Linked DNA regions of Mus musculus: all the other regions are linked to region 3. The links are chromatin loops, found by intact Hi-C in ENCODE. Cell type or tissue: heart. All regions are shown on one strand.

Region 1 (8,000 bases), 49 kb before region 3:
TTTCCAGCCCTGGCAGCTGGAGCTGAAAGCTGTATACGCCTCCTCTCGGTCTGGTTGTTGGTGATCAGCCTCATCTTTAGCAGCAGCCCCTCAAATCGCCTCTGACATTTTCTGGGCACTCTATCTTAAAATGAAAGTATCTCCCTACTGCCCATGTGTCAAAGGTTCCCAGTTGGGTATGTGTATTAGACAGGGTTCTCTAGAGTCACAGAACTATGGATAGTCTCTAGATAGTAAAGGAATTTATTGATGACTTACAGTCGGCAGCCCAATTCCCAACAATGGTTCAGTCACAGCTGTGAATGGAAGTCCAAGGATCTAGCAGTTACTCAGTCTCACGCAGCAAGCAGGCGAAGGAGCAAGAGCAAGAGCTAGACTCCCTTCTTCCAATGTCCTTATATTGTCTCCAGCAGAAGGTGTAGCCCAGATTAAAGGTGTGTTCCACCACACCTTTAATCCCAGATGAAAGGTGTAGCCCAGATTAAAGGTGTGTTCCTTAAACTCTGAGATTCAATCTTCTGGAATACATAGCCACTGTGGCTCAAGATCTTCAAACCAAGATCCAGATAAGGATCTCCAAGCCTCCAGATAAGGGTCACTGGTGAGCCTTCCAATTCTGGATTGTAGTTCATTCCAAATATAGTCAAGTTGACAACAAGGAATAACCACTACAGTATGGCAAGGAATTAGTGGAAGCTTAAAGTGATAGGGCCTTGTCTTAGTGGAGGGAGATTTGCTTACTGGGACCCATTTTAAGACCACAGTCTGACTGTTATAACTTCCACTTTAAAACAAGGTAAGCCCACCTAAACTATAGACAGTCTTACAGGAAATGTTGTAGTTCCCTCCCGAGAGATACAAGCCTCTGGTCCCATTCCTGCTTCCCACTCCCATGTATCTCATGATCTTCCAGAGCCAGCTATACACAATCTCTGCGTGAGCAGCTTGTTCTGTTTCCAGCTTAGGGGAATAGCTAGCGCCTGAAGGTGGAGCCAGAACTTAGGTTAAGCAGAGCAGAGCAGCCGCCCACAGACGGCCTATCCTGCCAGATAGCCTGCACTGCGCCAACGCCTGACCTTCCTCAGCTGCTTCCTAGAGCTGAGTGCGTTCTACACGGCTAATACCAAAGCTGTTTGATAAATAACCTCACACTAAAATGGATAGGTCAAATGCAAAACTCACACACGGTATGTGACAGACACACTTCCACATCCAGCTGGCCACATCTGTCCTCAGTAAGTTACTGACAAATGTGCTATTGAAATTCAGTAAATACAACATTATGCAGGACTCTGACTTGAAAATGTCAGACCTCCCAAGGCAACGCTGTGGGTCAGTTCTCCTCTTGTCCCGAGCATGGGAGGGAGGCTTCATCTCCTGGTCTATGCATTCTCCCACCTCCGTGTACCTGGAATCAGCAACTGGAAATGAACAAAATTGTAACAGCTGCATAGGCCAATGGCTACCATTTCCATAAGCCCTGGTGTGCATGTTTCTAAGAAGCCAGGAGCCCAACCTATGAAGTAATTCAGGTACATAAAAGCTGTATTGTCTAAGACAGACCCTTTGCTTTGCTTTATTCCACGAGAACTTTCAAGGACAGCACAGTCTGTACAGAGTCTGTTCATCCGTCACAACCAAGTGTCCTACTCCTGAGCATCCCATAAAAGTGACCGTTCTCTGACGGTCTGCCGGGGCTCTTCGCCAGTACTCAGCCAGCACACGGTAACCAGCTTCTCGTTTCTGTCATAATAAACAACCTGAGGCAAATCTGCATACAAGTCTTTCCCTGAGACACCAAGGGGTGACAACTAGGAGTCAAGGCCACAGCATAAGGCACACTCACGCTGTCAGTGTGGTGCTGAGTCACACATAAGGCACACTCACGCTGTCAACATGGTGCTGAGCACCTTTAATCCCAGCACTCAGGGGGCAGGAGCAGGTGGATCTCTTTGAGTTCGAGGCCAGCCTGGTCTACAAAGAGAGTATCAGAACAGCCAGGGCTATACAGAAAACCCCATCTCAAAAGCAAAACAAAGCAAAAAAAAAAAAAAAAAAAAAAAAAAAACAGTAAGAAAATACTTAACTTGCTTTGTGGAAGTATTTTGCTAATTTAATTTGTTTGGTCACAAATTCAAATTTTGATATAACGTTGATTGAATTTCTGTCTAAGTCTACCTGTCACCTACCCATCCTCTCCTTAGCTTTGCCTATGAATCTGCTTCAAAGTTTGCTCTAGCTGTCATGACCTGGAGCTGTCCATTTCCATTTCTTAATCCCTGAAGCATCATATTTGCTAGCATTTTGCTTATTTATATATCCCCTGTGGTCCTCTTTTACACTTTATATGATGTTACTTATTGCTAATTAGATGCTAGCAACAACCTATTCAACTTGACTTTTGAGATTCATTCCAACATATTTAAAAACGTATTTTTAAGAACCCTACTAAAATTCCCAATCATTGTTTGGAAAATATATGCAAAGCCACTATCAACAAAACAGAGAGCTACTTACTGAATCCAAAAAGCAAAGGTAAGACCCTGTGCTCTGTGCGACGGCTTGGTTTTTAGAATATCCAACTGTTAGAAAAAGAGAAGACAATTCTTTTAGAACTCAGCGTTCGGCAGCATGAAGCTCAGTGTGCTTTAACACCCCAAGAAGGCCGAGGTCAATCCACACGGCCACCCAAACCTCAGGGACAACGCTGAAGGAATAAAAGGGAGTTAAATAGAAAGCAACGTCCATGTTCAGTGATGATATTAGAGAACGCCTAGGATAAGGCATCTGGGACTATATTAAAATAAAGAGGAGAGTGCAAAAGTCTGCTTAAGTGGGTGCAGTACAAAGCATACTTGTATATGACTGGTCAGTAAATGTTCAATCTGAATACTTCATGGAAGGCTAGCTGACCAGTGCGAGGTGACTGACAATGTCTGCCACATCTGGGTGTGTGCACACCCAACCCAGGTCAAGCATTCATTGCTCAACACAGACCCAAGAGAACTTTTAGTCATGATTAGTCATCGCAAAAGTCCAGAGCTGGGGCAGCCTAAACTGAAGGAAAAACAAAACTACGAAAACAAACGGAATGACTTACTTGACAGTGAACCAGCCCAGGGTTTCACACAGCGATGAAGCAGACCCTTACTGTAGGATGGAGCACAGGAATCAGACCCAAAGAAGCAGACTGCATGCAGGGGACACAGAACTCAAGCAAAGAGGTCCTTCTGGGCTAAAGGGCTGGGAAAGTGGTTGTCCTGGATGAAGAATCCAGCCTGGCCTTGGCTTCAGGGACTGGGATGCCTTATCCCCAGGGGACATATTAAAGTATTTTACAAAATCATTTCCTTCAAAGATACTACTAGCAAGTTGTAAAAAAATAAATAAATACATAAACCAACAAAACAAACAAACCAATGCCCCCATAGTGGCAACGCAATGAGTGGCACTGAGAAAGCAGAAGAACTTAAAAGTCAAAAATCACCCCAGAGGATTACAAAGGGAACTGTGTAAAAGCAACAGTGCCTGCAGAACCCTGGGTGCAGACTTCCTCCACAGGAGCCGACTGTTGGGCTAAGAGGGCTGAGCTTCGCCCTATGGTCAGGAGAATTACAGAGGCTTGGATATTTGGGGCACTGTGCAAAATGTGACACAAGCTCAGCAGGGGTGCCCAAGGCAGATCCATTCAAGGGCATTCAGACCAGAAGAGGGCGCTAATGCGGCTTGAAGGAGGGTGAATTCTTCCTGGAAGAGAGCCGACCAACACCTGAATCACATCACCAGAGAGTTACAGTCTTGATGCCACTGAGAAAATCACACAAAGCAAAATGGATGTGAACAGAGTTGAAACAATAAATCTCTTTGGTATTTGAAGTTGAGACCGGCTTAGGAAAGTTGTCAGTCCTGAGGGAACCAGCCAAATGTGAGAATACACACACACACACACACACACACACACACACACACACACAATCACGAGGGGGGGGGGCGCACTTGGGGAAGACAGAGACACCAGGGGGCAGGAGGAGCAATGCTATGACTGAAAACAGAAAAGCAAGACACAAGACAATGCGAGGCTGCCCTATTTGCTCATGCTCCTAAGATCCACCCCAAACCTGATCCTCCTGCCAGGTTCGTAAGAAGTAGCAGTTTAATTTCCAGCACTAATCTCTAGAACTTGGCCAGTCCAAACCAGTTAACAAAGGCCAGATTTTGAAAAACCATTAGCATAAACAAAAGCAAAGGAGGAGATGACCAAGAAAGGTCATGTGATACCTCCTACCCTGAGATAGATCTGCAACAATGTGATACCTCCTACCCTGAGACAGATCTGCAACCACCAGGAAACCCCAGGGCCATCCCTGCAGAGCAAGGCAAGCATGAGAATAAACCCCTCCTCAGAACCTCACCAACAAAAACAACAAGTCCTTCTTCATAAGCACGCTAAAATTAACAGAATTCTGTTACAAACGTTGCTTATGGAAAGTCAGATTTTAAGAGAGAGACTGAATCCACGAATCTGTAATGAAGGGGGTCCTAGCCCACTGAGGATGCTGGAAGTTTCTCACAATGAATCTTGTGTTTGGCAAAGACAAGGGATTTGCTCTAATATTACTGCCTTGAAGAAAGTCAATGTTTGTGCGGGGGCTCCATGTTTGGGGAGGCCAGTCCTTTTGTGAGGGTAGTCGGTTGCTATGGTTCCAACAGGAAAAACCTAGCTCCATGGAGATACTAACATTCCTCACTCCTGGAGAGGAGCAGTAGGCTGTGTGGTTCACACTGCCTTTGCAAAAAGCCACACGACAAAATCTATTTCTGTTGTTATATGGTTAGTTTTAAAAAGTGAGTCTTAACCCACTACAAATAACCCAGCATTCCTAAAAACAAAATGCTTGAATTTATGTTATCTAATGACGAAGGTAACATGTCCTATTTAATATATTACAGGAAAACGCGTCTTTCCAAAGAACCAGCTAAACTCCACTGCGCCTTACTCCTGATTGCCATGAATTCTCATTCACTTCCCATGGACAATGAGGTGATGTCATCTCCCGGCACTCCACCTGGGGTCCTTAGTTTTATATACTGTCCTTGTCACAGACAGAATGCATTCAGTCATGATATGACTCAGTGACAAGCAATTCAGGTTTTATAAAAGATGAAATCTGTCTTTAAAGTGGAGACAATAAATATCGGTTAGCAAAACGCCTTTTTTATTCGATGACAGAAGCTGCAAAATCCCTCTTAACTAAAAATATCAAAGAACATTTAGTTTCAAATTCACATTTCAGAATTGAAACATACACTGTTTAGGAACCCATGTAGTTTTGTATTTCAACGTAAAGACAATGGAACTGGGAAATCGTTTCCAGAAGATATTAACATTTTCCAGATGCACAAGATGGGAGAAGGTTGCTATTCCTGGGTCTCACTCCTCAGACGCTGCTGTCTGTCTTCTTTTCTGAGACGGGTCTCTCATGAGCCTGGTTCTCCCTAAGCAGGCCTGGCTAGCCATCCCAAGGGCTTGGCCTTTCTCCAAATATGCTACCACACCCAGCCCTTTGGACACATATTCTGGGAATTAAACTTGGGTCTTCACGCTTGGTAGGCAAACACTTAACTGACAGAGCCATGTCTTTAGCCATGTTTTATTAAGTTGTGTTTTGACTACTCTTCTGCTTCCTCAGACAGCGCTCCCGAGGCAACGTTTCTTAGGGTTGATCTTGACAGACCAGGTTCAGCTGAGTCTTAGCAGCCCAACAGTGCTGACTTCAGCTTCCAACATCTACCCTGTACTTCACCCAGAACAACAAACACAAGATAAACGAAACATTAGCAGGAGACCACAGACGGCTGTGTAACATCAGCACAGCAGGCTTTCAGATTGGGAGTGGGTGAGGCATAAGCTACTTTGAGAAAGCAGACAAGGGCTGGAGAGATGGCTCAGCAGTTAAGAGCACCGAGTGCTCTTCCAGAGGTCCTGAGTTCAATTCCAGCAACCACATGGAACAACCATCTGTAATATCTGAAGAGAGTATCAGTGTACTCATATACATAAAATAAATGAATTTCTAGAGAGAGAGAGAGAAACTATGTCCAAGGTCCTTAAGACACTGAGACCCAGTATTCTATGTTACCTAGATTGGTGTCTGGATATTGGGGGATGATGACAGACAAGACTGAAAGGAAGGCAGGCAGGAAGGAAGGATCACAAGCAACAAGGGGGTGGCAGGATGGATGAATCACGAAGTGAGGAGAAAGGGGGCGGAGCAGGATCACTAAGGGACCTGAGGAGCACAGGTCCTCTACCATCCATGCTCCTTAAAACAGCCATCCAGATGCAACATTAGCAGCAAAGATGAACAGCAGGAAGGGAGGGTGGCTGTGTAGCAGCAGGTCTGGTAACACCAAGGCTTGCCTCTTCCTCCTCTTCCTCTTCCTCCCCTTCCTCTTCCTGAGAGCCATCAAGTCACGCCAGATACACTCACCTCCTTCCTCCACCTCTCACCCACACAACTCTACCCAAGATCTCACAGGAAGCTGTTAAGAGCCCAGGCTCAGGGAGTTAGCAGCAGCAGCAGCTGTCACAACGAGTCCTCGAGAGGGAACCCTTACCTGCTGCCTGCTGCCCTTGAAATACACTGGAACTACACAGACTGCCCGGTCTGGACACTGTTAAAAATGGGAACAGGGTCTCTGTGCTGGCTTGACACTCAACTTAAGCTAGATCTGAGGAATGGGAACCTCAACTGAGAAAATGCCTCTATCAGGTTGGCCTGTGGGGCATTTTCTTGGCAGATGACTGATAGAGCCCAGCCCACTGGAGGTGGCACCAAGCCTTGTCAGGTGGTTGTGGGGTGTAAGGAAGTTGGTATTGGGGTATATAAGAAGGCAAACCAAATGAGCCAGGACTTACAAACAGATAAGCAGTGGTTCTCAACGGTCTCTGCTTCTATGTCTGCCTCTAGGAGACTCCTGCTTTGAGTTCCTGCCCTGACTCCCTTATTGAGGGACTAGATACTGTAAGGTGAAACAAACCCTATCCTACCCAGGACGCTTTTGTTAATGGTGTTTATCACTGCAGTGGAAACCTGACTAAGGCAGTATGCTACTCCTAAAACGTCAGGGCAGTGGCTTTCAACCCTAAATTCACCTCAGAACCCCTGGGATGCTTCCACCACTTCCAGTGCTGAAACAGAGTTGCAGACAGACAGACTCTGTCCTAGGCAGGGCTTAGGCGCCTGGGGTTTTAAAGTATCACAGATGGCTTCAAACACAGCCAATCCTGGAAGCAAGTAATCAACTTACCAGCTCTACCCAGCTGGCTGAGATGGCTTAGTAAGTGTGAGCACCTCTGCCACCAATGTGAGGCTCTGAGTGTGATTCCAGAACCCACCCGGCAGAAAGAGAATCGACCCCTCAGGTTATCGTCTGACCTACACACGTGTGACCTCACACTCATACCCACGCACACTGGAAATTAAACAAGTATTAAAAAATTAAATTTCTTTTTATTAAAAAGAAGTCCTAGCCAGAGAGGACCCATCTGTCACTAAGAATGACCAGACCACCCCCTGTTCTAATCTTTTTTTTTTTTTTTTCAAGACAGGATTTCTCTGTAGCCCTGGCTGTCCTGGAACTCACTCTGTAGACCAGGCTGGCCTCAAACTCAGAAATTCACCTGCCTCTGCCTCCCGAGTGCTGGGATTAAAGGTGTGCGCCACCACGCCCGGCTCCCCTGTTCTAATCTTAAGTACTGTATGAGGAGCATTCTTTTCAAGTCTAGACCTTAAAGTCCCTGACTTATTACAGTGAGAAGAAAGACTATGAGGCAAATCATTTAATCATTTAAAGGGAAAGAGAAACAAAAACCTTGACTCAACATCAAAAATTTCAAAACGGAAGTATTAACTATCTTTTAAGATATCTTTCAAAGAAAATACCTTTAAAATAGCAAGAATCATAATGATACACTAGAAGGTAATGAGGTGGCCCTG
Region 2 (8,000 bases), 90 kb after region 3:
ATGAGTGTCTCACATAACCTCTGTGCACTCATGGTTGGGCTCAGGTGATGTTCACAGTAGGTGGTGGTGTGACTATCCCTTTAAGATCCATGATTTGGAGAAACTAGGGTGGCTGGCTTTGACTGTGAGATTTTACTCACATATGCAGATCAGATAGGTAGAGTCTTTCTCCAAGCTGTCTGATCCAGAGGGATTCTCAGGCAGTTGGCAGATGTCCAGAAGGACCCTACCATGTGTATGGTAGCTTTCAGCTGGGTGGTGAGTTGGATATCCTATGTTTCCTCATCCCCAGTTATTCACTGCTAGTAAAGACTGGATTTGAACTCTAGGTTCCCCACATATGTTCATGTGTGTGTACATGTGTGGACATATGTGTGCATGTATATACATGGAAACCAGAGGTCAAGGACATGTCTTCAATTTGTTCTACACTTTATTTATTTTTGAGACAGTGTCTCTCATTGAACCTGGACCCTAGTAAATTGACTAACCAGAAAATTACCAAGATACCTGTGGTAGGATTTTTAGGTGCACAGTTCCATAACTGGATTTTCACACCAGTACTGGGAATTAAACTCAGGTTCTCATGCTTGCCCGGCAAGTGCTTTACTAGCTGAGATCTCTCTCCAAGCCCTCCCAGTGTTTGTTTGTTTGTTTGTTCATTTGTTTTTTACATATAGTTTCTGCAAGACAAAGCAGGGCCTGGGTCTCCTTGATGCCATATTTCCAAACTCCACAGGAAGATATAGGAGGGGTGTGTACTGTGGCATAGGCCTTAAGGTGACCTCAGGTGTTCTGGGCAAGCAGTTCAGGCTGTAGTAATAGAATGGAAAAAAAGAGAGACTCCTGGTATAGATGATTACATGAGATTGAGCAAAACCTTAAAATACTTCCCCTCTGAATTTGACTTTATAAGGCAAATTTTAATAAAACAGAATATCCTTCCTTTCACAATCCTAAATTCAGATTTAATATGTGTGAACTCAGGGAACCACCATTTATCAAGGTTTCACAGAGTTAAGTCTTGAAGAGTACCATCATAGCACAAATTCCACAAGTCGGAATGTGTGTCTTGAGTTTGCTTCTTACCTCTGTCCGAGAGTGTCCAGGGAAGCAGTATCTCTGAACCCAAGTTTATTTTTCTGAAAACTGGGTGGGGCCTAGTGAAGGCATTTACTTTGTTTATTCACTGTGACTACAAAAGTGATGTAGAAGCCCTTTCACAACTTTAATTATATGTGGCACGTAGGGCAGGATATTTCCAACCTCTAAGCCTCATCAGTTTAATGTTTAGGATATACAAGTCATTCCTTGTCTATGTATGTATGTATATATATAAGCATCTTCAAGGGAAAGATGAGTAACTGAGACAAACAGGCAGTGTGCATGTGGTTCCTCAACCATGGTGTTCTCAGTGAAATTCAAATTAAAACAGCAGTAAGACCAGAATCCCTGCCAGAGGAGCTGTGATGTCTGGTGGGAAGCTTCTAGAGACAGCATGGGTACAAAGAGCTAGACAGGACATGGCTGCCTGGAACAGCACCGGTTTAAGGTTAAGAGAGAGCTTTAGGTTTCCAAGGGAGGAGGATGGTCCTGGCCAGCATTATTGTTGATGGTGAAAATGACATTAGGCTGGAATTCACAGAGCCTGTAGGTTCCTAGTCAGTTTGGAAGGGATAAGTTTACCCTAAGCAAATTTGTGGAGCATGCTAGAAAGCCTTGGAAGATGGCTTGGGTCCTCAGGTGAAATGATCTTGGAGCAGGGAGCATCTGGACAGGTGGTCTCTTTGAAGTCTGGCTCCATCCATAGAAAAGGAATAATGAAACTTCCTCAAGTCAGGGCCAGACAAACCTCCGTGTTGAAGGCTCCAGTTTCTGGATCTCCAAGAAAGTCCAAGGTCCAAAAAGAAGTCCTTGCACTGTTTTAGAAAGTGACGCTGAAGGCAGGAAAGAGGGAGAAAGTGGTTCTGACCTCGGTCTTACTCTCCTTTGAATTTGTGGCACTTCAGAAGAGTGGCTCAGAGTTGTCTTCTGTATCAGTTATGAGAAGCAGAGCTGAGAGAAGCTGCACAGGCTAAAAATATGAAAAATGTTTGTTACTGACATCAGAACCAACCTTGGTTTTTGTTGTCAAGCAGAAGCATACCATGGTAGAGGCTATGCAACGGCTGATGCTCAAGAAAAGCTGTATTGGGGTTTCTTCTCACAGATGTAATGCTGCCATTCTCTTCTGGAGGCAGCACAAGTGGTACCCTCCAGCACCTTCCCAGGCACTGGCTCCTCTCTGCTTCTGTACACATCTCCATGGCTTGGTTGCTGGGGCGTTGCTTCCTCTTTTAGTCACTCCTGGGACTGCCGGCTTTGCATTGCCTTTTTGTTTTCCTAAGAAGATGAATTGAATCTTGTGATACCAAGGCCATGTTTGGATCTTGCCTTGTTGTATGGTTCTGGCCAGAAATGTTGATGACATTTTTTTCATCCATGCCTAATATACATTTATGGGCACAGATTCTGTGGGTACTGGCTTCAGGCCCTTTACAATGCTGCCAGGGTCACAGATCTCCTCATCTTGTACTGACTCCATTCATGAGATGATTAAGGAACATACTATTGTTGTCTTTTAAGTTTTTCCTGTTGCCATGACACCCTGACAAGAGCACCTGAAGAGATAAACGGCTTACTTTAGCTCACAGTTCAAGGTATCATGGCAGGGACACCAATGAAGAGGAACTTGAAGATGGCAAGTTATGTTTACAGTCATAAGAGAGCAATGAATGCACATTTGGTTTCCATTTTCCATTTTATATAGTCCAAATGCCTTCCCCGGGGAACGGTCCCACCCACAGCTGAGATGAGTCTCCCCAAACGAATTAATATAATCAATATAATTCCTCCACGGCACACCCAGAGTCCCATCTCCCAGATGATTCTAGATTCTGCCAAGTTGACAATTAACACTGATCATCACAGGCAGCCTGCCCGATGAGGAGTATCTTTCGCTTTTTCTATCACATTCCACAGTTGGTGGTAGTGGTATTTTTGATTCGCACAAATGGATGTTGAGACTCGAAGAGCATAAACAACTTGCTCAGAGCCACATGATTATGACAAAACAGCCAGGATTTGGACCAAGTCTGGCTCTAAATCCCAGAACTTCTCCTCCTTGCTGTCATGTTCTGTACACCAAACACAGTGACCACAGCTTCAAAAAGTACCTCCCTTCCCAGTGTAACCCTGGCGCACTGGAGCAGCCTCACAAACATCTGCACTGGCAGGTTTTTGGCAGGGTCCTGGGGGCGGAGGCTATGCAAGTCTCCTGACAAGGGTAAGGGTTTGGGCCCAGGACCAGAGCTAATCCTGATTTGGGTGACCTGGCTGGTTTGGTCTGAAATCAAATGCATGTTGGCAGAGGCTCAGATACCATGAAGGTTAGCTCAGGGCAGGGTAGTGGTGTCATCAGCCATGATTTAGCCTCTTGGGTGTCCTGTTCTTTCTTGGCTCACTTTTGTTATTGTCTGTGTCAGTCACACTCCCTTCCTTCATAACAGGATGGCAGACAAAGCTGCTGCCCTGGGCTGTTCCAGCTACTGAAAACACTGAGATAAGCCCCTCAAAGCAGAAATCCCTATGATTGCAAAGTGTTCACTCCTTGACCTTGCTCTTTGAGAGTTGTGTCTGTCTGTCTGTCTTTCTGCCTGCCTGCCTCTCTGCCTTTCTCTGTCTCTGTCTGTCTCTGTCTCTCTGCCCCTGAATTGACTCTGACAATATTGCAGAAACATCCCTGATAACTCTCTTACATTCTGGAAGCCTTTTCTAGTTGAAGGCCCTAGATTGAATATTCCACAATTATCAGCTGAAGAAACAATCACAGTTTTTTGTCTCACAAAAGCTATACTTCTGGGACTCCTATATTTTCTCTCAGTTCTTCTGCCAATTTGCTTATTCTTTTGTGGATTAACTTTTTCCCCTTCAAGGTATGTTACTGAGCACAGTAGAAACAACTAATTCATTCTGGTGATGTTTTGTTTGGAAAGCTCTTTGCAAAGCCAGGGCTACATTAGGTACATTTCCTGTTTTCTAGGTTATTGGAGGCACTTTTGTGATTTAAGACAAAACAAAACAAAAATTACATAACACAATTTGCCGTTTCCCTGCTTTGGGCCCCAGATCCTTTTCAGCTATTGCTACAACAGTGCTGTACACTAACTGCCCTGCTGATCCCACTGGGTTAGGACTTCTCTGAATTTCCGCTTCTGCCGCAACATCTCATATTAGAGTCACTCCTCATCCCTCTTTCTAAGATCCTGTGGAAGATGCAGAAGCATGATAGGGCAAGTTCCAGACAGAAACTGCAAGAGGGTTAGCAGGATGTGTTTTGCCTCTGAAACCTTTGCTCAGAACAATTCCTTGTTCTGTTGACCACATTCCAATATTTACACCAGGTTTCATGGCCATCTGTGGTACTGAGGATGGGAGGAAAACAATCTTCTGCTATGGGGTGGCTGAAGGATTAAGGCAAGGTAAAAATAGGATAAGCATCCTGCTCTCTCTTGTAGAGAGGACAGATCTCCAGCCAAGGCCAGCTAGGCTACTCCTTACATGACCTATGACCTATAGCCTCTCATTAGCTTTCTTTGAGCTGCAGCTGAAATGAAGATCATCTTGTCCAGATAAGAGCTAGTTGTAGGATTGATAGGCACCACCTCTTGGCCATTACCCACACTTCATCTGGAAAGGCAGAGGACTGAACATCCTGCATGGCTCCTTGTATGTATTGTCTCATCTGATAGGATTACATTGGGCAAACACTAGCCAAGGGACACTTGGAGCCGTCAGAAACTGGGAGAGACAGGAAAGAGCCTTCCTACCTTGGTATTTCCCCTTTGCCCTCCTGGACTATTAGAGAATATGTTTCTGTAGTTTTTAGTCAGTTTATGGTTATTTGTGTGATATAATGTTTACTAGGAAAGCTCATGTGGTAGGTCTTTGATACCCATTTAACAAGTGGATAAACTCAGGTTTAGTGTCTAGTTAATTTGACTCTGGCAGAATCCATCCTGCTACCAGCACCCATGCATTGCTCTGAGACAGACCATAAGCAAAAGATGGGAGCTGGAGAAGTAGTGGTGAGGCCTGAACAAACTGACACATAAGAGACTGTTAGAGAAAAGTAGCAAAAATAGAATTTGCCTCATTTGGCGTGCTTATCCTCAGAGAAGCAGGCCCTCAGGGCTCCGTGTCCACATGCTTGGCCCAGCCTAACCCTCTTTACAGAGACAGTTAGAATGTCCCACCATCCAGTATCAAGGAAACAGGCCTCTTTTCTGTTTTGATCAAGGAGCCCCAAAGTTCTGACCTTTCCTTACAGCTGGGAGAGTGTATGCTTGGTTATTTTATTTTATTTTATTTTATGTTCATTGGTGTTTTGCCTGCATATGAAGGTGTCAGATCCCATGGAACTGGAGTTACAGATAGCTGTGAGTTGCCATGTGGGTACTGGAAATTGAACCTGCGTATGTTGGGTGGGGATATTGGAGACTTGTTGGAGCTAGGGAGTCAAGAGGACCTTCTTGGAGAGTAAGGAGTCCAAATTTCTATGTCTAGCCATGAAAGAAAATAAGATAGGAATTCTCAAACACCTGCTGCATCTAGACTCTCATGGGTATCTCTTTTCTCTTAATTTTTTGGTTCTTGATGGGGATGTTGACATGCATCTGCCACATTGTCATACTGGAGCAAGTAACTGTCCCTCATGGGCTCATGAATGGAGAATATTGTACATCTGGATAGACTACACCTAGAGCCTCAATTACTCCTGACTGGGATGATGAGACTTAGGATATTTATGTAGTAATTTATACACTTCATAGTTTATTTGTTGATTATGTAGCCCAGGCTGACCTTGATCTCAAAATCCCAAGTGTTGGGATTATAGGCCTGTGTTCCAGACTGCTGAAGTTTGGGAGTTTAAAACTGGTTTATATTTAGACTTTTGTAAACTTGAACTTAATATTAATGGGTTAGATTTCTATAGATGCTGGGATTATGTGAATGAATTTTATGTATAAAATTTTGGAGACCGGGTTGTGATCAGCATAACAATTATCTCCAAAGAAACCAACATCCTAGTCCCCAAAGCTGTCACTATGCTGTGCTATATGTCAAAAGAGGTTTTGCAGATGAAAATGAGAAAAGATGATGAGATAGTTCTGAAAGAGTTACAACATCTTTAAAAAAGGGAACAATACTATTAGCACCAGAGTAGATGTAAGGACAGAAGCGGAGGTCGGAGGGGTGAGATTGGCTTGGAAAGGGAGGGAGGGATCATGAAGCATGGGCAGCTGGGAAAGTCCAGAATTAAGGTTTCACTTGGATCTTTTTAGGAAGAGGGTGATCTTGCTAAATCCTGATTTTTTTTTTTTCCCAGAGAAGCTGTTTTTGGAGTTCTGTTATTCAAAACCATGAGATCACATACAGTTTTTTGAAAGTTGTTTGAAGCCACTAACTTTTCAATGGCTTGTTTTAGCAGAAGTAAGAAAATAATACAGGGCCATGGTGACGAGAACAGCTAAAGAATAGGCCTGGAAATGAAGTTAAGGAAGAACTCATTTTCCATAGGGCATGATACCCTGTGTGGGATGTCGCTGATAAGCTGAAAGAACACTAAGATTTGATGCCCAGATGGCAACTGGTAGGCCACTTATGAGCCCAGCTAAAAAAAATTGTGTGTGTGTGTAATGGAGAAGATAACGTCTCCGGGAAAGGATTAAGAAAAGTGTAGGATATGTGAAGATGACAATACTATCTTCTTGACTGTTCCTAGTAAAGGGCAGAGACAGTCAGTGGCCAAGCCTGCAGGCTTTGTATGGTGACCCCATTGACCTGACTGGTGTGGAGGGACCCAGCTTGGAGGAGGATCACTGTCAAGCTCCTGAATTAAGGAAGTTCTAGTCTGGGTGTGTTCACAGAGTTGGCTAGGGATCAGGAGATGCCTGGAGGAAACACATGGAAATCTTTTTTTTTTTTTTTTTTTGATTCCTTCTAATTTTTCAGTGAAATGAGAAACAATCATCTCTTTTCCACTTGCTAAATGTGCTGAGCAGGCTTGAGCGATGCATGCAGTTCAGGAGCAGTAGAGATGGTTGTGCATGCAGCGTCAATAGTATTTGGTTGGAGAAGTAATACACCATCCAACTAGCTTGTTTTAAACTAGACAAACACTCCAGATCTGCCTGCTGCTGGAGAGCACAGCCCAGGGCTCTGTTTGGAGTGGGGCTCTCAGGGTGCTGAGGTCAGCTCTGTTTGACATTCCTGATGTGTGAAGGGCGGCTTAGAACAACAGCACAAGCTATGGGCGTGCAGCTCCCTGGAGCTATTCCAGAGGCCCTGCCTGAGAAATGTTTTAGTCTAGAGATTCCTCCCCAATTTTAAACATCTGTTGGTGCTTGTGGAAAATAAGGTTGGGATTGTTTTGCTCACAGCCCTGGAAGCTGTTTGCAAAGCTGATGATGGATGCTATACACTTTGGCTCAAGTTAAGCAGCAGGGTCCCACCTGTTTGTTGGTACAGTTCAGCTGTTCCCAAGATTGTGCAGGGACTGAGACACATAGGCATCAATGGGTTCCCCGAGGTGAGCTGTACTGGCTTTCGGCTTGATACTTCTCTGCACTCAGATTGCTTTCGGTTACATGCTCAGTGCTTCCCTGCTTCCTCTTCTGTCTACCTTTGTAGAGTGTTAGAGTGAGCTGCTTCACTTCTTACGTACTGGTTCCCTGAGCACACATCAAAGCAAACTTAAATCTCACTTCACATCTCCAATAGGCCAGACATATAAGTGTAGCATTTTACTTTATTATTTTTAGTCAAGTTGAAGCCAGATTGGAGTCCCATTTTCCCTACGATGATGAAAATATGAAACTCGGGCATTGCAGGTCACCTTACCCTGATCTAGAAAGACCATCTAGATCCCGAGTTGCCTCTGTTCTGGCCTCCTGCTTTTC
Region 3 (8,000 bases):
TAGACCTTCTGACTGGTGGGACACTCAGCCACACCCTAGATTATGGCCACGGTCATATAGTGACCTCACTACATTCCATCCTGTTCTCTGAGTTTATTTTTCAAACCTTTTCTCTCTCAGCTACTACAGTACCAGGAGCACATAAATATCTCTTGGCCCTCAGTTCTCACCCTGGTCCTCAGCTCCTCGACATCTTCTCCTGACCCAGGCAGAACTATCTGTCCCCTAATTTCATAGGCAGCTTTTGATATAGGTCAGTATTTCCAGGCCAGAAACAATGATAGGCTAGATGTATGGGTTGATTTTTTTGTTTTGTATGACACAGAGTTTCTCTGTGTAGCCCTGGCTGTCCTGGAACTCATTCTGTGGACCAGGCTGGCCTTGAACTCAGAGATCCACCTGCCTCTGCCTTCCAAGTACCTGGATTAAAGGTGCGTGCTGATGGCTTGGTATTCTATCATAGGTTTCTTTGCCTGGGCCTCCGTGGTCACATGACTTAACAACTAAGATCTGCTTATACGTCAGCTGTCATTCTCATGTATGAATTCTGATGTAGCTGAACCCCTCCTATGGCCACCCCTTCTCCCTTGAGAGCTTCCTCAAGAGTCAAGTGCCCACTGGTGGGGTAACTACATCTTTCTGCCCCTTAGGCTGTGATCGTCCAGGCACCACACTGCTGCCCACACTTAGGTGCCCTGTGTTTACACACTTTAGGTTATACATTGGCCAGTATGCCTGAACTTGAATCTGTGGCTGTGGACCTTGAGCCCCTTGCTCTCTGGACCTGAGGAAGGTCGAGCCAGCCAAGACTCCCTTTCTCCCACTTTTCTCTGACTCATAGACAGCAAACCTGCTAGCAAATTAGGTTAGGGGGAGCTAGGTGAAGGTTGCTGAGTTGAGGCCTCTAGGCTGTTTCATGTCGTAATTACAGGTTACTCAGTGCAGTTGCTAAATGTTAAATTACAAGCGTTGGCTCTCTGTGCATCATTTGACCACAATTATTATAATTATGTCCTTGCCAGAAGGTCAACAGAGTAACTCAGAGGAGGATACTGGGGTGACAGATGACTTGGGGGTTGGGGTTGAGTAGGGCAGTGTTCTCAGATTAGCACCAAGGGCCAAAGCAGGGCATGGCCGCTACCTTCAAAACCTTCACATGCTGAAAGAAGGCAGATTTTTTTCTCAGATGATTCTTTAATGATAGTCATTTTGTGCAACAGAATCATCATTGATAAACACTGGAAATCTCAAGATTTGGCAAAAGCTATCACTACTGGCAGTTTGTTAAGTTGTGTCTGTGGCACAAAGTCCCATTACTATGGGGAAACAGAATTCCCACTAATGTGCCTTCCATTAAAGGAGAGAGCTGAATCTTGTCTCTGAGAGTCTCCAATTACCAGCTCCCATCGAAGAATGAGGTACATGTTGACACTGGGAACCCTGTCTCACTCTGGGAGTTAAAGCCATCCTACTTTGGAAGTAACTGAGGTTTAAAACTGGGCCCTAACACCATAGATTGTGGAAACCAGAATATGGTATTAGTATCTATGCTACATAGCCTATCACTCACAAGGACCTATTTACATTTTAAAGTTTAAAAGGATTGAGAGATGAATAGCTCCACAGAGTCTGCCCCCAGCATCTTCTTTCTATTGCTGCGTCCCATGAAATGTAGTAGCTCACACTGTGTGGCAGAAAATCTCTGGGGCCAGACATACATAGCTGATCTTGTACTTGTTATCCTGGTCCTCAGATCTGTGAGGCCATATGCCTTCTCAGCCTCACATCTGACTAGCTACACATGCTCCACCCTGGGGCTGTACTTGGAATTTATCACAGATATTTGTATCAAACTCTGTACCAGTGATGCAAGGACCACGGAGGGGCCAATCCTCCCCACTGTAGGTCAGGAGGGAGATGCTGGAGCCCTTCTTGGGTTTAGCCTATAAAATGTTACCTGAGAAGTGGCCCCTTCCCACTTATCATGGAACAACACATATCAGACTCTTTCCTTACAGAACTTCCCAAAGGGCCTCTGGGAAACCTCTGAGAGACTGTCCAGGCCCCCATGAGTCCATGGTTAACCTACTAGGATCTAAGAGTACTGGACAGTGGTTCGTAGGCAACCTAACAGCCTTGGCCTACATCATTCTCCTGCCCCCAGGAGTCCTGCCTGTTGGGGGATATCTTTTCTGCAGATGTTGCAGGACAGGGGTCAGCACAGGTATCAGGAGTCTATGAGGATCTCTACAGCACAAAACTTCACAAGCCAGCAGAATGTAGTTAACCCAGCGACAGCTCTGAAAACCAGGTCTGCTGCCCTGTCCCCAACCTACGCTAGGTAATGGATCAGGGGGATGAGAACAAGGAGATAACTGCTTCAGTGATCCTACAGGAGGATCTGGGTCCTGGAAGGCAGAGACAACCTCCTCGATGTCATATGGGATTCTTGCAAGAACCCTGACAGACAAATATTCACCCTTACCTTGTTGTAAATTTTTTTATTGGATTTTTAAAGGTTTACAAAAACTGAAAAGAAAATAGAGACATCTCCGATATCTACTCCTTCCTCCCACTGTCATTAGCATCTTGTCTTAATATATGTGCAGTAATAATGAGCTAGTATTTGTATGTCATAAACTAAAGGGCAAAGTATAGATTCCAGTTCAATCTTGTGTTCCATTGTTTTTTTGACAAATGCACATGAGCCTCTACCATTCCCTGGGACAGAACCAGCTTTAGTCAACCTGAGCCCTCTGTTAGTGACTGTAGGTCATTAGCTCTTAACATCTGCACCGGATAGCACTCCTACTTGCTTTCATGCTACGATCTGAACTGTGATGAGCCATATAGGCCTTCCAAGATGGATGAGACATGATTGGCTACATGCAAATTGTGTATTCATCTCTACAGAGTCCCTAGTAAAAGGGATTACTATATAGAAAGTAGCCAGAGTTTACAGTGTGCAATTGGCAGGTTCCTTTCCTCACCTGCTTGGGGTTATCACCTGGCTCATATAATGTCTGTGCACTGGAACCCTGCAGTGATAGGGACAAGGTGTATACTCTAAGGGCCTTGGCGTTGGTGGAGTAGACCTTCAAGCTCTCAATGCACAGGTATGTCCCTGGAGCATCAAACAGGGCCTTGAATTTCAAGGTGACATCACTTTATATTCGAGGCAGGGTTCCAGTTCTGGGTTTTAGTTGAGTAGAAAGACCTGCTCAGCTGTACGACTGTTTTACACTGATTCTTAAACTTCAGATGTCTTTTCCAGATCCCCAGACCTTCTCCTTTCCTCAGCTGTTTAGTGGCCTCAAAGCCACAGGTGGTGCTGGCTCTTCCTCTTGAAGACATAAATTTGTCCCTCTTACTCTCAGTATGGTTGCCACCTAATAAATAAACTGCATTTCTAGGCCTTTCCTCATGCATAGAGGGTACTCTGGAATCCCTTGTTTCCTCCTGACCTATCCAGGCCAGTTTCGTCCATCATTTGATACTGTTTGGGGCTTTGAAGTGAAGAAAGATTGCCTCATCACCTTCTCCCTGTTTTGTTTGTTTGTTTGTTTGTTTTTTAAATCAAGCTCCAGGCCAGAGAATGTGTCCCTCCACCTCCCTATTTCTGCCCTGCTCCTGTGTAGCTCCCCCACTAGATGTTAGGATCACCATGATCTCCATGCGACGCCCCTTCATGGCCAGACTGGGCTCTCAGATGGTTATTTTTTTGTTTCTGTTGGAAGGATATTTGGAGACAATTGGATCTGTCAAACTCGGGATGGGAGATACTATTGAAGTATAGAATGGGTCCCAAGATGAAATGACGATAAAGCTCCACACTGCCCAAGGTAGGTTTCACTGTAAAGAAGCATCCAGCCTAAAACCTCAGCTTCAAGATGACAAAGTGAATATTAAACAAGAGACCACAGGACACTTGAAAGTGTGGCCTGGGGACTGATTGCACACCTGAGGCCTTTCTATGGGATGGATGTTCCAGAGTCTCGAATAACCTCGTAGAAGCTGCCAGTGCTTACTAATGGCAGAGTCTCAGTCTCTCTCTGATATTCTCTCTCTCTCTCTCTCTCTCCTCCCTCCCAAGGCAAATTTTGAGCTGGGGAACAGAAAGAGAGGGTGCCAGGAACCCCAAGAAGCCACCGCTCTTGAGTTGTGAGCATCACAATAGTCCTTGTGCACTGGAGGCCACTCAGGCTGTCTAAAAGATGGTGTCTAGCTGCTGGAAGGAGCTCAGATTTCTTCACTTCGTGCATAATAGTGCAGTTCCCCCAGGCCCAAACTCTTCCATCCCCATCCCTACAGCTTCTTCGTCCCAGCCCCAGCCCTCCTCCCTGACCTTGTTCCCGTTCTTTGCAAAGTCGTTTGTCCCACTCCGAGCTGCACTTTCCCTTGTCCTGTGCGGCGAGATGCTGCCCACTGAGTATCTGCGGCGTGACACCAGGGCGTTCCAGGCTAGAGCTGGCAGGACACAGATCTGTGAGCTGGCGCACGGGGCGGAACTGCTGGCCCGGGCCGAAGGCCAGGCGGGGGCGGAGCTCGGCCGAGGGCGGGGTGGCTTCACGGTTCCGCCCCCCAGCTGAGCCAGACCACGGTCCGGGAACTTGCCAGCTCAGAGGTTCTAGGGGCAGCCGGCGCGCTTCTCTAGTTGCAGCTTGGGCGGCTCCTGTGGTGGGCGGCTAGGGGCGAGCCGGGATGGGCTATAGACGCGCGACGTGATCAGTTCGCACGCGGACCCACGCCTCCCATCGCTCTGCCTCAAGAGCCTATTCTGTGGGTGCAGGCACGCACCGGACGCAGACCCGGCCGGAGCATGCGGGGTGCGGTGTGGGCGGCCCGGAGGCGCGCGGGGCAGCAGTGGCCTCGGTCCCCGGGCCCTGGGCCGGGTCCGCCCCCGCCGCCACCGCTGCTGTTGCTGCTACTACTGCTGCTGGGCGGCGCGAGCGCTCAGTACTCCAGCGACCTGTGCAGCTGGAAGGGGAGGTGAGTCTTGCGGGTGATTCCAGCGTGGACTCCCTGGACCTGGACCGGAGCCCTCGGCAGCGAGTGGCAGAGCTTGCGGGGTAGGGACAGCTATGCTGGCCAAGTCCGGTGACCCCCGCCCTAGCTCTGGTTTCAGAACAAAAGAGTTGGTGGCATCTGGGTCCCAGCTCGGAAGACGCCCACTCTCCGCGCGCGTAATACTGCCCTAGTGGGTTTCCTGGGCTCCATAGGCTGCATGTTTGGTCCTCCCAACGGTTGGGATTTCTGATTCTTGGGAAAGGGTTGGGATTGTGCTCATCTAGAGGGACAGCTGTGGCGTGGAGAGCGTGGGGTCCAAACGAGACCCGTATCGGCTGCAGACCGTATCTTTGGGGCAAAGAGATGGGGTCGACACCTGTCTGCGGCCAAATGCAGTAGGGTAGAGCCCTGAGCCCGCTTGGTGAAGGTCAAGCCGCCCTTGGCAGCAGGGCACAGGGTTCCTGTGACACTTCTCTCTCGTCCCCATCAGCAGTGACAGCGGAGGACTTTTTGCTGTTGTTTTAACTGAAGTGTGACGTATGGAAAGAAGCACAAGTCACAAGTGTGCGCGGGCGGGGTGCCTGAGGAGTCGTAGCTACTTTGGACACTGAGAACGCGCCAGGCACAGCGGCCGGCCCCCTCTCTTTGCAGAGCCAGTTTTTTACAGCTGCAAGTTGCCAATTCAGCGGTTTGCATAGCGCGCTGCGCTGATGCGGGTCTCCTGAAAACGTGGGCTGGGACGGCGGTGGGGGTCTGATGTAGCTCATCCCAGGGGCAGGGCGCTTGCGCAGGCCTGGGGAGGTACACGATCTCGTCTGAAGCACAGACTCCAGTGAAGGGGGCTCATGGGGCAATGCGTGCGGTGGGTGATTTTGGTCAAGAGGGTTTTCTGAGAAAGGTGGATGTTGGGCAGTGCCCGGATCTGCGTAAGCAGGGCATCAATGATTATCTTGTACACTTACAGTGCCTGACTTTCTGAGAAAACCACAGAGACCAAAATCAACCCTCATCAAGACTCCTGCTGGAGTGCTTGGACTGAAAGATTGAGAGCAGCTTCTTGAGCTCTGCAGTACCGGTCTTTAAGGGAGTTGGAGCTTTCTCTCCCGCAGAAATCCCTTCTGCCTGGCAAGAGCAGGGAGTTAGAGGGCTTGGGGCAGACAAGAGCAGATTGGATCTGAGGGAGGACTGGCCTCGGGAATGCTGGCGCCATCATAGAGCTGGCCATGAGCCTGTGATGCTAAGCTCTTACCGGGCGGCCCTTTCCCCGTGGTAATTAATTCTCTGCTCACAACCAGCACTGCTGAGTTAGTGTACTCTAACCTCAGATCTTGGTGTGCCCTGTTCCGGCAGACCAAAACCAGAAACGGAACGCCTGCCTTTAAATGAGGTTTCCAGACACTTGCTTTTCTTCCAGGTTCTTAGAAGGCGATGTGCCTGGAAGACTACCTTTCCCTGAGCCCGGGGATCTATGGTGAGGGGTGGCTTTCCCCAAGGTAGTGAGGGATTGAGTACAGACAAACTAAAAGACACCTTATTTCTGTGGGTCCATTCTCATTTAAGTGGAACCAGATGACTACCTCGTGATGCATGTGACTGCTGGGGTGGCAGCCCCCAAATTCAAGTCTGGGCAGTGTGAGCTGGCTACCTGTCCCCTTGGATTCCCCCTCTCCCCTTGCTGTCCTTCTCCAGAGCCAGGCCAAGGCCTCCAAAAGTGTGTGAGCAGTGGGAACTGTCCAGTAGCTGGTCATCCTTATGCCTACCTGGCCCTTCTCCCCCAACTCATTCCTATTCTGGGATTCCCTTGAGGGCTTCTTTCCCAGGGCACAGCTCTGCAGAGGACAGCTGAAGGTGTCTGGTAGTTGTAGGTAGGTAGATAGGATTGGGAGAACACATAATATTCCCTTTTGTTATAGGCATGGTCCCCACTTATAAATGCACTTCACAGGTCAGTTGACTACTGCCCAGCATGCTGGCAAGCTTGCTACTCTACAGTGTTTATGAGTGTTTTCTTTTCAAGCAGTCTAGAACAAATCAATGGGTGAAGCAAGACTCAAAATGTTGGATTCTGGCCTCTGGTAGGAAGGGAGTTGCTCTCCACAGCCCTGGCCACTTCACTTAACTCATATAGACGCTAGGTGTTTGCAAGGAATCAAGTTGGAAATTTTGTGTTGATTAGTCAGTGCCATAAAGGTGGACCATGAACTTTCTCACTGTGATCAGTGGGAAGTCGGCAGGCGTAGTCACACCTGGGCTGTCTTGTGAGGTGGGAAATGAAAGGCAAGACTTAGCAGCAGAACCTTTTGGTTTCTCTTGGATCCAAAACCCTTGTAGAGACCCTTGTCTTGTTCTAGTAGCTTGTCTGTGGGTATTAGCAGTGTACCTGAGCAAGTCCTGCTCACATCCTCGGGTCCTCACACAAATCTGGAATTTATGATTTGTCTTACAAGGCCATTAAAATTTGTGTTCATCTGGGTAGTGAGCCTTGCTGATTGGAAAAAAAAAAAAGAAAGCTTTGGGCTGGTGAAATGGCTTAGTCATATAGTGCTTGTCCAGCATGTGCAAGGCATTGTGCTGCTCCTGGGACAGACACTCACATGCGCGCGCGCACACACACACACACACACACACACACGCACATACACACACGTACACATACATGCACGCACATACACACACACACACACAAGCGCGGACGCCATTTATTCAGTTTACCTTATGATCAGATCATTCCTGTCAGTTTTATGTAGACCAGGACCAGTTTTGTCTATATTTGTAACTTCATCATAGCTGTGGAGCATGATGTATCATCTGTATCTCACCACGACGGTAAAGTCCTGTGGATCAGTGGTCATTTAAGATGATATGATGCTGGGCATTTAAGATGGAGATTTGGGGTAGTAGGTACTGCAGTGGGAACCTGCCCTGACTTCGTTAGAGGTCTGTCTGGCTGAGGGACCCCTTACTTTAGTTCCTGCTTGTCTAACCATGGGCTG
Region 4 (8,000 bases), 100 kb after region 3:
GGGTAAGACACGTGCTCTGTCGACATTTCACCAAGTAGTATTTGTTCTTTAACTTTCAGGCTTTAAATTTGAGGCCAAGTTTGGATCCTATCTGCCTTTGGACACTCTGGGATTCAGGGCTGGCTTCTCTTAGGACACTCCAGTGAGTGAATGCCTTATGCTGTTCAGTTCTGAGGTGGTAGAGCTGGACACCCTTGCTGTTCACTACTGGGAAACTCTGCAGAGAACAAGCAAACACATGTCAGTAAATCATGTCTTGTTTGAGGAGTGTGAAAGAATGCTTTGTAAGAAAACAGAACAGGGTAAGTGAAGACTGGGCACAGGAGGGTACAGCTTCCATTGGCGGGCTCAGTGCCAAGGCTTCTATGTGATCCTTGGTCCTCTGTGCCCAAACCTTGGCCTGCAACTGCTGGTGGGTGTGGTAGGCAGGTGCTCTGAGGTATACAGATATACGTGAGGAGACTTCCTGAAGTGCTCTAAGCTCAGGTGGGAACTGGGGAGGGAGAGGAGGATGACCCAATGTCATGGTGCAATCAGATGAGCCCAGGTTCCTCCTTGGCAGTGGAAATTTGCAGTAACTTGTGGTATAGTGAGGAAGAACAGTAGCCCCAAGCTGGGAGATAGCTTTAATGTGAGCGAGACTTGTCCCCAAACCACTCCTTTCTCCTTCTATTGAGATGCCACAGCACAGATGTTGGCTCCAGCGTGTACTCCCTGTAGTCCCTGAGAGCCTGGAATGGTCCAGGTTGATCCCCAGGGACAGACCCTTCAGTCTTTATTCCTGGTTCTTAAGATAGGAGCCCTTTGTGGCCAACCACCATCCACCCCATGTATCCAGCTGTGATTTTTCACAGACATCTGTATCAAATTATTGGTTCATGTCACAAACGAAATTAGGGCAGGTGCCCACCCTAGCAGAAGCCAGAAGCCAGAAGCCAGCTACCTGGCTGCATCGTAGTGAGGAAAGAATGGGTGATGGAGGTGTGGAGTGGAGCATGTACTGTAAAGAGGCTGAACTGGTGAGCTTGGAGCTTAAACAGACACAGATCCAGACCCCAAACAAGCAGCCTGGACACTGGGTCACCTGAGACGAATGATCTACTTTCTAGATTAGACCTCCCTGAAGCACTCCTGTGTTCTGTGATGCTAAGGGCTGTCCATGCATGGGTGTCAGTGGCCCTAATGTAGACTAGGTCTAGGTTGATGTCTGCTAATCATGTTGTCACCTGACTACATGCAGATGTTCATGGGTTGTGCTGTGGCCTGAATTCGTGTTCATGTCCATAGGTCATGATGCCCTATACTGATGTGAGTGGCCTGCATTGCCACCTGAGATGATAGTGGTGACCTGGTCTGGACTGCTACTGAGGGCCATGTCTGGGTCTATATTGATGTCAGTGGCACATGCTACCACCAAAGGCTACAGGAGTATCTGTGATCTATGCTGCAGCCTGAAGCCATGTTGATGTTGGGGGTGGGGCATGAATGTGGGTAGCCTGTGCTGCCACCTGGGTCCATGGTGATGTTTGGGCTTGTGAGGGCCAAGTTTGGGCTTGTGGTCCTTTGCGGTGGGTTGGCATTGATGTCCGTGGCCAGTGTTGACATTGAGTATCCCACAGATGTCTGTGGTTTATGCTGTAGCTAGAAGCCATGTTGATGTCTGTGATTCCAGCTTCATTGTAGGTGTCTTATCTAGTCCATGGTCCTACTGTAACTGGGAGCTCTGCTCAAAGTCTGCGCTGATGCCAGAAACTGCATGGAAGCCCTTAGTCTATGCTCCCAGTGTTCATAAAGAGGAAATAAACTACTTCCTCCATGATATCTATGACTTCAGACACACAGTTGTGAGAAAGATGAACAAAGAAGACTTCTGTGAGAACCCACACCTCTATCCCCCCAGCCCCAACAGTAACAGCCTAGACAGAAAGCCATCAGAGAGAACTCTTAAAAACTGTGATAGGATACTGGGGTGTCAAATGACTTCCAATGGTGGTGGGTAGGGGGAAAGACAGTTTTATTTGGGGACAAGTCCCTGAGAGTTTGGCCATGCCCCAGTGAATGTATGTATGTATGTATGCATGCATGCATGCATGTATGCACACATGTATGTATGTATGTATGTATATATAATTTTTTCCCTGGGGAGGTGGTAACAAGGGTGAGGGGAGGACAGGGAAGGACTAAGAAACAAAGGTGATTGGAGTGTATGATGTGGAATTCCCAAAGAATCAATGAAAATATTATGCTGGGAAAAAAAAGTTAGAGGCAGGAACTCTCCGGAAGGCATAAACTACCCCTACTCATTCCAATGTGTTGCATATACCACCACCCTCAGCTCACTGGGTGCAGAAAGGGAAGGGAGAGATGACACTGCTGTATAGGAAGGCTGACCCCCAAAGGGAAGAGAGTCTTGGGTGTGGGGGTCTAGCCTGGAATGGATGCGGTGGGAGACCCTGAAACATTAGAAGTGAGTTGGATGGGGTGTGGGCAACTGCTTCTTGAAAAGTGCTGCAGCCATACAGCATCCCAGGCCCAGTCACCAGCCTGTGTCTCCAGTAGGCTGATAGGACTCCTTGAAGTTTAGGGAAGGTCGCCTCACCAAACTCTCTGTCCACATCTCCTAGGGCAGTCAGACAAGGACCTGCAGTCTAAGATGGCACCCCTGTATCATATACTACCACTACCCTCCTCACCAAGTCCCCCAAGGCCCTGGTTTCTCTGGAAAGGAAAGTGCTTTTCAGGTCTTCATGTCACACAGCCTCTGCACGGGTGTCATTCTATAGAACTGGTGTGATCTTCAGACCCTGAGGAGGCTCCAATTTGCTTCTCCACGGCCATTTGTATCCATTTCAGCCTTTTGTCCTTAAATGTTTTTCAAGTTTTGTTATGTTGAATAGGGAAGTCTTATATTTTTTCCTATCCATTCTAATGTCCTGCATGTTTATCCTTCACTGTTTCTGTCGGGAGTCTGCTTCTTTCTGTTGATCTGTGGTAGCTCTCTGTGTACAATGAGTATCAAGACTTTGTGTTTACATTGCTGATGTTGCCAATTTACCTTTCTAATGGTGCTATTTTTTCCCCACACAAAAGTACTTTTTTTAAAAAAATTTTTATAAAGCCAAATTAGTCAGTTGTTTCCTATAGGCTTTGGAATTTGCCTCTTGCCTGCTCTCCTGAGAGGGCAAAGACTTCATTTAGTGTTTTTCTTCCAAAACTTTTATAATTATGCTTTTTGTCCCTAATCTAAGTTTATTTTGGGGTATGGGGTGAGACAGAGTGGAACCATTTTTTCCACATTAAACCTTAGCTATCTTGAGCCCTGGAGGACACAAATTATAGCCTAGAGGGCTGGAGAGACTGGGGCCAACTTCCTGGGCTGGAGTCCAGCCTGCATTAAGGCTGGGTGCTGGCTGGTGGCTGAGCCTCTAGTTCCTTCTTCTCCAAGAACATGGTTGTACCGAAGAAAACAATACCCTCTGGTGAACCCTTCCGGTGTCTCAGCTTTGGTGACTATCAGCAGGCTCAGGTCCTGCCTCCAACCATTTACTAGGTTTGCCATCTTACTTCTTCCCACAGAGAGGAAAGCAAGGAGAGAAACTGATTTCTCAAAGCCTCTAGGAAACTTGGTGAGAACAACATAGAACTTAGTTTAGTCCCTCTTCCACCATGGCCCTTCCATCCTAGTGTCCTGGGATAGAGATAAACCTCAGGCTGCCAAGGGTTTTAAGAGACTCAGACTCTGGCCAGCCTGGGGCTTCTAAGATGGAAACTACCATGCTTGCTGGGGGGCTCTAGGAGCAGGTTTGGAGATGTGTAGCCCAGTGTCTCAGCTTTCTCATTTGCTAAGCAGAGTCCACAATGCTCCTTGTTATTCTATAATATATAACACCACCCAGATGAGGATGAAACTGTGTTTACTCCACAGGCCTTTCTAGTCCTGTGACTACCACTGGGCTCTGGAGGCACATGATGGTCTTCCTTGCTGGCTAGGCATTGAGGGACACCCTTCTAGACTCTCCTCTAGTTGGACTGCTGCTCTGTAGCACTTTTTCTTGCTCTCATTCAGGCCTATCGGGGCTGCCTGAACTTGCACAATCCCAAACTCGACTTTACAAAGCTTTAGGAGGCATCTTTGAGCCTCTGGGTCTCCTTAGTCCTCTTCCCCTAGCTTGTTGTAGCTGTCTGCTAATTGTTCAAAGGCTGGGTAGGCAGCCTCCTGCTGAGAGCATGCATGGAGACCAGAGAAGAGAAGGGAGTCTGTCTGGAGCTGGCTTAGAGTTGGTGTTAAGAGGACAGGCACCACTGATCAGGTCAGTGGGACAGTCCTGATGCTCCCAGGCCACTGCTACCCAGGGCACTGACAGACAATCTCTACAAGTCCCCCAGGCTTGACTTGGACCTGGATGTTCATGCAGGCCTGAGTGCACATTTGTTTGAAAGGGAGATGTGCCCTCAAGATATTCAGGCCTCAAGGAACCTTTCTAGGGCCCAGAAAGTTAAATCTTAGTTCCTTTCTTGTTCAGAAGCCCTGCCTACCTATACAAGATCATCAACTGTTAGTGGGTAGAGCCAGTATCCATCCATAAACTCTCTTCCATGGCATCTCTGAAAGGTTTTAAAGAAACAGTGCATTCTCTCTCAAGATGGATGTGTTTATTAATCAGAAAGACCTGACAACTGAGTTTCCTTTTTCAAAATGAGTGGCCTGCAAGCCTGACTCACACTTCTAAGTTCATAAATTTTGCATGATTTTTGAAGGCCCGACTGGCTCCATCCTGGTGTCAATACTGCTGACATGAACACATTGCAGAAGTCTTGCAGAAATGAGCTGATACCTTCCTCATATAAGAAATACATAAGTCAGTTAAAAATAGTCCTCAGAACGGATGTGATGTTGCTGCGGCTGTCACGGGAAACACATGAATCAGTCACAGGAAGATGTGGACAGTCCATGGGTTTGGGGCTCTTTCTTGGCTGTTTGGAAGTTCTTCACCTTACCTTATACCCTGGCCCAAGGAAGCACCTAACATTGTGGCTTCCATACCTTTTGAAGGCTGGGGTTGCTTCCTGGATTCAGACTAACCAGAGCTGGTCTGGGAAGAGGGGGGCACATATGTGTGTGTGGATACTCCACAGCCTTCAAGCTTCCTCTGGGCCCATGCTCCCCCTTACCTGGGAAGTTGTGGGTATCATGTACAGCATGGCCAATCTATGGTCTGGCTTCTGTTTAACTTCTGAAGAAGCAAAGCCTGTGTGGTCACCGATGTTTCACAATGTCCTATACAGTCACCCAAGGCTGCTGGCACATTTTCTGACTGTGTCAGAAGCTTGCTTGGTTTGTATTAGCTTAGGAAAATGGGTGCTGAGACCTTAGAAGCTCAGACTACTAGGTTACCATATGTTCAGAGGAAAGTGAGCTTGTGGCTTCTACTGGGTTTGGGTTCTGTGGGCAGAGACGGCTCATTCATCTACCTGAAGCCTGAGGGCCCTTAGAACTCTCTGACTTCAGGTTTCCATTGCTAGGATGGGGTGGAAGGGTCAGCAAAGAGCCCAGACAGCCAGTTTGCTAGAAAACTAGCTTGACTGTGAGGTGTTAGAAAAACGGCAGTGATGTCCCTAAGAGGACATGCAGAACTACCAGCCGCTGCTGCGGTAGGCTGGGGCTGGAGATTGCTCACCCTGGACTGACCCTTCTTTCCTGGTTCTTTCGGCTGGATAAGTGCTGATGTGAAGAGTTCGTAAACTGGAGGGGCTTCTAGGAATGCATACTTTATAGTGAATCCCCCAAACAAAATCTTGGTGTGATAATAGAGATCAAAATCAATGTTCTTTTATATTTTGAGCCAGTGGAAGTTATTTTTCTCTAGGTTCAATTTTTTATTTTGTTTTTTTTTTTTTTTTTTTTTTTTTTTTTGCAGATTCCTAGAAGCTCATGGACTCTGTGCCCTGAGTGAGCTTTAGATTCTGATTGTCAGAAGAACCAAGGCTTCAGACCCTCTGCTTGGCTGGTATTTTTCAGAAGAAGGATTGCTTGCTTACCTGGACCAGGAGCACCATGAGCCTGCCCCCAGGTACACATGCATTCATTTACTCATATAGCCTCTATACATGCACACCCATGCATATACACCTGTATGTGCATGCTCAGACAGGACTGTCCCATACATTTGACTATACACGAGCCCATCCATGCTCATGTCCACATACAACTAGATAACACCAGAAGGCTGCTTTCTTCATTCTCTTCAAATGTCTCTAACCTGGCTTTAGGCACCAGCAGGTTTGCATAGGCCATGGCTAAGTAAATTCAGAGCATAGCCTAAGGGCAGGTCCCAGCTCTGTAGTTGGTAGTGTGAGGGCTGAACCAGCATGGTTGGAGCTGGAAGCGTGGGCTCAGTGGAGCCTAGGCTTGGTAATGGTTCCCCCATCCATTCTTTGTGCCAGAGACTTTGTTATGCATCTTCCTAACAAAGCTGTGGGATGGGCATTATTGTCCCTATTACTTAGGTGAGATTAAGAGATTTATTAGGATGAGGTCCTCGGCATTTTTTTATTTATTTTGTTTTGTGGATCCACCTACCACTCACTTCCCTAGCCACCTCTGCATTTTTCCTGATCTGTAGTTCTACCCACTGTGGTCCCTCCTACCCACTCCCTCATCCTCTGCTCTTCTTTATTCTGCTCTGTGGATCTCCCTGCCACTCCTAGATCCTTACTCCACTCTCCTTCAGCCTGCCTAAGCATTGTCTCTTCACCTTAGCCTCCACAGTATATACCTCTTTGCTTAGAGACAAGATAAACATATGTTTGATTTTTGTTTCTGGTTCTTGGCATATCACAATTCACAGTTCTTGAACTCTACAGTGACTAGTATCTTTTAGATACTAATTAAGTGGTCATTTGGGTCTTGGACTCTTGAAAGCTTAGGATAGGTCTGTCTGAAAAGACCAAGCCTTCCTTAGAAGGTTAGTCTCAACTCTACCTTTGAGAAGGGAAGAAAACTGAAAACTGAGTTGATCACTGAAGCCAGATGGTTTAACTGGTATAAATATTTCACCTCCACTTCAGAAAGCCCTCAAGATTCTCCTGAATGAGATTACTGGGTGTCTTAATGTCCTACCTCCCAATGCCAGCCCAAGTACCCTGTCAGATCCCAAGAAGCAGAAAGCCCTAGCTAGGAACACAAGATCAACTGTAGCATTTGAATCTTGGTTATAGGGACTATAATGCACCCTGAGCATGGCCGACCTCTGAGGGACCGGATGGGTGGAGGGAAGTTGGGGTCTTTCTTGTGATGCATCACCTTTGGACTCCAGGAAAGATGTTCATATGGTTTCCACTGAAAATTTTCTGCTGAGTCTGAGCCATTTGGAGGTCAGCATTTCTAGGTCAGTAGGATGACACTGCAGTCCTGGGGTGTAAGGTCACAGGACAGAGGGGCTTTGAGGAAGGGAGGGAGGGAGGCACCATCTCAGCACTGATCAGGTCTAGGACTCTTCTCTGCCTTGTTTGACATATTCTGGGCCAACTTTTTGTCCAGTCCATTTTTACTTACAGTCCTTGGAAAGCCTCTGAAGTACATACCAGCACTTGCTCTGCAAACACTAAGCTACAGGCTCCAAACCACCTCCATCATCCTCATGAAGACTCTTAGGAAGCAACAGACAAATAGGTGGCTCCTTTTTCTTCATAAGGGGCTTCCAAAGGACTGGGTCTTCCTTGGAGTGAACTTTTGGGCAGAATAGTTTACAATTGAATCTGAGATGGGGAGGATACTTTATCTAAGTTGTCAGCAAGCCTCTGGCTCCAGGAGCCCCTTCAGGTGTTGTTTTCCCCCTAATATCTCATGGGAATTCTTAATGGCACCCAAGCTTCCTGCCAGGCTGGGGTGTATCTGAAGAATGAGCAGAAGGGAGGAGGAAGCCGTGCTAGGAGATGGCTCAGTGGGTAAGGACGCATACTTAGTGCCGAACCTGACAACTTGAATTTGATCTCTGCAC

What was found. A loop is a pair of places that touch in the nucleus more often than their neighbours do. Peaks named below come from ENCODE experiments on the same cell type or tissue, not always from the same donor. Only the 100,000 strongest peaks of a DNase experiment are listed, where the experiment ranks them.
Region 1: a loop joins it to region 3, with 3 times the contacts of the local background. A loop is called at or near these places in 10 of 42 quality-filtered maps.
Region 2: a loop joins it to region 3, with 3 times the contacts of the local background. A loop is called at or near these places in 10 of 42 quality-filtered maps.
Region 4: it touches region 3 in a loop (2.6-fold over the local background); 10 of 42 quality-filtered maps call a loop at or near these places.

The regions. Positions count from the first base shown.
Region 1 is chr11:121,649,092-121,657,091 of GRCm38, forward strand. It overlaps B3gntl1 (UDP-GlcNAc:betaGal beta-1,3-N-acetylglucosaminyltransferase-like 1), which reads right to left. Exons shown (of 13, transcript NM_178664.5): 4 at 2,518-2,582. Among named protein-coding and RNA genes, the nearest start is that of B3gntl1, 20 kb to the right of the region's middle. In heart, CTCF peaks have their summits at 982 (motif pointing right) and 3,706 (motif pointing right); DNase peaks (open chromatin) are centred at 1,040, 3,050 and 3,690.
Region 2 is chr11:121,787,466-121,795,465 of GRCm38, forward strand. All of the region lies in intron 1 of Gm12589 (a long non-coding RNA gene), which reads left to right. It overlaps Gm30338 (a long non-coding RNA gene), which reads left to right and starts at 7,465. Exons shown (of 3, transcript XR_389244.3): 1 at 7,465-7,630. In heart, no CTCF peak of the experiment used is centred here; DNase peaks (open chromatin) are centred at 3,386, 6,916 and 7,316.
Region 3 is chr11:121,697,807-121,705,806 of GRCm38, forward strand. It overlaps Metrnl (meteorin, glial cell differentiation regulator-like), which reads left to right and starts at 4,621. Exons shown (of 4, transcript NM_144797.3): 1 at 4,621-4,989. The coding sequence starts at 4,820. In heart, no CTCF peak of the experiment used is centred here; DNase peaks (open chromatin) are centred at 4,515 and 5,555; H3K4me3 peaks cover 2,347 bases; H3K27ac peaks cover 1,622 bases; H3K27me3 peaks cover 1,779 bases.
Region 4 is chr11:121,799,574-121,807,573 of GRCm38, forward strand. Gm12589 (a long non-coding RNA gene) reads left to right here. Exons shown (of 3, transcript XR_389241.2): 2 at 5,919-6,071. Among named protein-coding and RNA genes, the nearest start is that of Gm30338, 8.6 kb to the left of the region's middle. In heart, no CTCF peak of the experiment used is centred here; DNase peaks (open chromatin) are centred at 3,398 and 4,868; H3K27me3 peaks cover 353 bases.